Linked DNA regions of Homo sapiens: region 2 is linked to region 1. A link is an interaction called in ENCODE POLR2A ChIA-PET data of the cell type or tissue named here. Cell type or tissue: OCI-LY7. All regions are shown on one strand. Region 1 overlaps BCAS4 (breast carcinoma amplified sequence 4). Region 2 overlaps BCAS4 (breast carcinoma amplified sequence 4).

Region 1 (2,500 bases):
CCAAAATATTTCAACATATGATCACTAGTACAAAGTTAATGAAATTTTACATTCTGTTCTTTGTCCTGAGTTTTCAAAATCAGGCTTTTGATACTGAACTTTCAGTCCATCTCAGCTTGGACTGGGCACATTTGAAGTGTTCAGTAGTCCCATGAGACGCGTGGCTGCCATGTTGGAGAGCCTAGGTCTCCGTCACCCTCTGCCTTCCTAGTGTCCCATGATGAAATAGTAATTGCTCCCATTCCTGAGCACATACTGTGTGGCACCAGTTTGCTAAACTGTGTTCATGGCTTATGTCATTGTGTCACGGCAGTGACCTGGTGACTGGGATGGTGTTATGTTGATTTTATAGGTCAGCAAACAGAGGCTCTCATGGCATAAATGACTTCATGTGGATGGACCGTAATTTATGAATCATTCATAAATGGTTCAGGGCTGGTGCGTTTTGCCAGGCAGGGTCCTGGGGGAGGCTCCACGCTCCCCAAGCATACTTTGGTCTAGTGTCCCAGGGACTCAGGCACAGACATTTAGGTTGTCTGCGACTTTTCACTGCCTTTAGCATCCTGAGTGCATTTCTTGTTCCTTCTCTCCCTTACTCTCAGCAGCGACATGTCATTGTGCCCAGTGGCTAAGCCCCAGCTTCATTTTGTCTCTATTAGGAATAGTCTTTAAGAGAAACTGCGTGTATTCATTTCATTTTCTCACTCAGGGCTGTCTTTAACTCAGTCACGGGTTTGCTTATGCTCATTTGTAAGGGATTTGTAATAAAGAGCCCCAACTCCCTGTAGCTCCATGCAGCCATAACCCACTGAAAGCACTTGTTGAAGTTTATTTACCAAAAGAAACAGAAACTGCGCCAGAGCAGAGTCACATGCAGCCTCCACTTTTAAAGCTTAATTCATTACCAGATCCCCAAGCTGGAACAGTTTCCAGGTGGGCACATGAGCAGGAAAAGGAAAACCTAGTTTGCGAACAGACCTGGACAGCAGCCTCCTCCCAACCAGCCTGTCTCCCGGGGGCACTTTTGCCGCTTCCATGGAGCAGCAGAAATCTCAGTCCAGCCAACCCCGGCCTTAGGGGGCCTGGGCCTCCCTGTGAAGTGGGGCCTGCTTCATTCAGCACCTTCAGCCTCGGTATGTGCCAAGTCTTTCCTGGAGCTGGGGACGCCACAGGCAGTGAGACACATGAGGCCCTTCCCCTGTGGCACTGCCAGACAATAAACACATAACAAGGCCAGACACAGTGGCTCACGCCTGTAATCCTAGCACTTTGGGAGGCTGAGGTGGGCGGATCCTTTGTACCCAGGAGTTCGAGACCAGCCTGGGCAACATGGCAAAATCCCGTCTCTACAAAAATTAGCTGGGCGTGGTGGTATGTGCCCCTGGTCCCAGCTACTAGAGAGGCCGAGATGGGAAGATCACCTGGGCTCTGGGAGGTGGAGGTTGCAGTGAGCTGAGATCGCATCACTGCACTCCAGCCTGGGCGACAGAGTGAGACCTATCTCAAAAAACAAAACAAAATGAAACCGTAACAAAACCTCTAAACTGTAATGAATGTTACAAAGCACAGACATGGGCGGATGTGAGATAGGGCACCTGTGTGTGCATAGAGACTCAGGAGGGTGAATAGAAGGTTATTGTCTGGGTGCAGTCATGGAGGTCTTCCCTGAGGCAGCATTGTCTTAGGATGAGCCCTGAGCCTGAGTAGGAGTTGGCTGGCTGAGGAGAAAAATATCCCAGGCAGAGAGAACAGTTCTTGCAAAAGCCCTGGGATGGGATGAAGCAGGGGGTTTTTGGGGGATGGAGAGAAGAGCAGCTGGTGGGAGGGGGAGCAGCAGGAGATGGGGCAAGTGAAGGGGCACAAGCTCTGCCTGGACTTCACACTGCTTTCCCCAGATGGAGGAGCTGCTGAGGGGCGGTGCCTTGAGCTGGGTTGGCAGGTGAGTTACTGTTTCCAGGGCCTCGGGTTTTCTGTTCAACTAGTTCCCTGCCACCCCTCTTTCTGGTTTGAACATCCCTTTTTTTTTTTTTTTTTTTTTGAGACAGCCTTGTTCTTGTCACCCAGGCTGGAGTGCAGTGGCGCAAACTCAGCTCACTGCAACCTCCGCCTCCTGGGTTCAAGCGATTCTCCTGCCTCAGCCTCCCAAGTAGCTAGGATTACAGGTATGCACTACCACGCCCGGCTAATTTTTGTAGTTTTAGTAGAGACAGAGTTTCGCCATGTTGGCCAGGCTGCTCTCGAACCTGTGACCTCAGGTGATCCACCTGCCTCGGCCTCCCAAAGTGTTAGGATTATAGGCATGAGCCACCGCGCCTGGCGAACTTTTGATTTTTCTATAGTCAGGATGAGAGAAAAGAGAAATATTTCTCCAAACTCTGTACCTGGACAAAAGTAGAAAAATGTAAATTAGCCAAAGATGGCCTTGAGTTTCAAGAAAAATGTGGGAGAGGAGTTTTCTTTGCAGAAGCTAAGAATGTTACATCCAACTTGCAAACACGGC
Region 2 (2,500 bases), 69 kb after region 1:
CTCCCTGTGTTGCCCAGGCTGGTCTTGAAACCCTGCACTCAAGGGATCCTCCTGCCTTGGCCTCCCAAGGTGCTGGGATTGGCCAGGCATGGTGGCTCACTCCTGTAACCCCAGCACTTTGGGAGGCCAAGGTGGGCAGATCACTTGAGGTCAGGAGTTCGAGATCAGCCTAGTCAACATGGTGAAACCCTGTCTCTACTAAAAATACAAAAATTAGCCAGGTGTGGTGGCGCACGCGTGTAATCCCAGCTACTGGGGAAACTGAGGCATGAGAATCATTTGAACCCGGGAGGCAGAGGTTGCAGCAAGCCAAGATCATGCCACTGCACCCCAGCCTGGATGACAGAGAGAGACTCCATCTCAAAAACAAACAAACAAAAACACCCACACAAAGTGATGGGATTACAGGCATGAGCCACCACGCCCAGCCTCAGACTTTCCTTGTTTTTGATGACCTTGACAGTTTTGAGAATATCGGGTAGGTATTTTGAACAATACCCTTTAATTAGGGCCTATCTGATGTTTTTCTCATGCTTAGACCAGGGCTGTGGGTTTGGGGGAGGAAGACCGCAGAGGTAAGGCGCCCTTCACATCATAGCAAGGATACTCAACATGGCTCAGCACTGATGCTGCTGGACGTGGGTCACCTGGCCGAAGTGACGTTTGCCAGGTTTCTCCACTGTGCAGTTTCTTTCCCCACTTTCCATACCCTGCTCTTTGAAAGCAGGTCACTAAGTGCAGCCCTACTCAAGAGAGGAGGGGCAGATGCAGACAAACAATTTGGAATTGTTTTGGAACGATTTTGAGATTTGTATCTTCTCCTTGTCTGCTTGCTTTTGCATCTAGCAGTTGTCAATTCTTGGGTGATCCTTTCTTTCTTTCTTTTTTTGAGTCAGAGTCTTGCTCTATTGCCCAGCCTATAGTGCAGTGGCACAATCACGGCTCACTGCAGCCTCGACCTCCAGGGCTCAAGCGATCCTCTCACCTCGGCCTCCTGAGTAGCTGGGACTACAGGTGTGTGCCACCATGACCAGCTAATGTTTTTGTTTTTATAGAGATGGGGGTCTCGTTCTATTGCCTAGGCTGGCCTTGAACTCTTGGACTCAAGCAGTCCTCCCACCTTGGCCTCCCAAAGGCTAGGATTACAGGCTGCCATGCTCAGCCTGATCCTTTCATTTCATTATCTAAATAACCCGGGCTTGAGTCCTAGCTCAGCACATTTACTCTCTGTGTGACCTGGGTGACTCACTATTAACAGAGGGATCATGAGAACAAGAGGATGTATACAACAGGCTGCACCTGGTGCTTTGAGCAAATAGGTTGGTGTTTTTTCCTACTTGTGACAAGAAGTACTAAGGTGGCCCGTTGAGCTGACAGGGCGTCTCAAGGAAGTAGTCAGGGACCCAGGCTTCTCCTGGCTGCTATTCTGCCATCCGTAGCATGTGGATTTTGTCTTCCTGGTCCCAAGGTAGCTGCAGCACCTCTAGCCTCACTGCCATGCTCCAGGCAGGACTCAGCGAAGCTGATGGCGTTATCCCCGTTTTGTAGAGGAAGAAAGTGAGGCAGAGGAGGATGAGAAACCCTGCCTTAAAGAGTGCTGTGAGGTTAGAAGTAGTGTCACCTGGTGTGTAGTAGGCATGGTTGTTTTCACAGTAGGATGGGCCTCTCTCAAGCTCCCTGGCACTGGGGGTGCCCAGTGCCCTGGGGGATGAAGGTGGGCCTCTAGCAGCAGGCACCTGAGCTCCTCCACTTGGCCGGCCTGAGGCTTCAGGCTCAGAGGGGCTGGCCCAGGCTCTGGTGGGGCTGTGGGTGGCTGGGGCAGACCCTGGACAACCTTGGATCCCAGCCTGTGAGTACAGGTACAGTGTGTCCACCCCCCCTTTTGGGGTGGAGGATGCTGGGCCCAGCAGCCCTGTTGACCTGTGCCTCTTGCCTGTTCTGGGCAAGCCAGGACTGGCTGGGGCTGCAGTGGTCACCCAAGAACAGCCAACCACATAAAAGTCAGGCCCAAGGACAGTCACTGAGGTGGGCCTGGCCTTGCAACTGGGTAGCCATGTCTGATGACCTACTATTCAGTGCTCACTTGGAAGGGAGATATAGGGAAGGGTTTGTTGTTCCTGTTCTATTTGGGAGAACAGATTGAATTCAGAGGCAAACTATGGTCTAGGGATCAAATCTGGCCTGGCACTGCTTTTTTTTTTTTTTTTTTTTTTTTGAGATGGAGCCTCGCTCTGTTGCCCAGGCTGGAGTGCAGTGGCGTGATCTCAGCTCGCTGCAACTTCTGCCTCCTAGGTTCAAGCAATTCTCCTGCCTCAGCCTCCCAAGTAGCTGGGATTACAGGCACCCGCCACCACACCCAGCTAATTTTTGTATTTTTAGTAGAGATGGAATTTCACCATGTTGGCCAGGCTGGTCTCGAACTCCTGACCTCAGGTGATCTGCCTGCCTCAGCTTCCCGAAGTGCTGGGATTACAGGCATGAGCCATCACACCCAGCCTGC

What was found. Peaks named below come from ENCODE experiments on the same cell type or tissue, not always from the same donor. Only the 100,000 strongest peaks of a DNase experiment are listed, where the experiment ranks them.
Region 2: POLR2A ChIA-PET joins it to region 1 with 5 read pairs; 14 of 35 experiments call an interaction of 5 or more read pairs at or near these places.

What each region holds. Positions count from the first base shown.
Region 1 is chr20:50,798,543-50,801,042 of GRCh38, forward strand. The region is part of intron 1 of BCAS4 (breast carcinoma amplified sequence 4); the gene reads left to right. Among named protein-coding and RNA genes, the nearest start is that of BCAS4, 4.7 kb to the left of the region's middle. RefSeq lists enhancers at 369-448, 949-1,058, 1,079-1,138, 1,679-1,788. In OCI-LY7, no CTCF peak of the experiment used is centred here; DNase peaks (open chromatin) are centred at 169, 543, 1,559 and 1,919; H3K4me3 peaks cover 2,500 bases; H3K27ac peaks cover 2,500 bases.
Region 2 is chr20:50,867,552-50,870,051 of GRCh38, forward strand. All of the region lies in intron 4 of BCAS4 (breast carcinoma amplified sequence 4), which reads left to right. All of the region lies in intron 1 of LOC124904929 (a long non-coding RNA gene), which reads right to left. Among named protein-coding and RNA genes, the nearest start is that of ADNP-AS1, 62 kb to the right of the region's middle. RefSeq lists an enhancer at 2,356-2,500. In OCI-LY7, no CTCF peak of the experiment used is centred here; no DNase peak of the experiment used is centred here.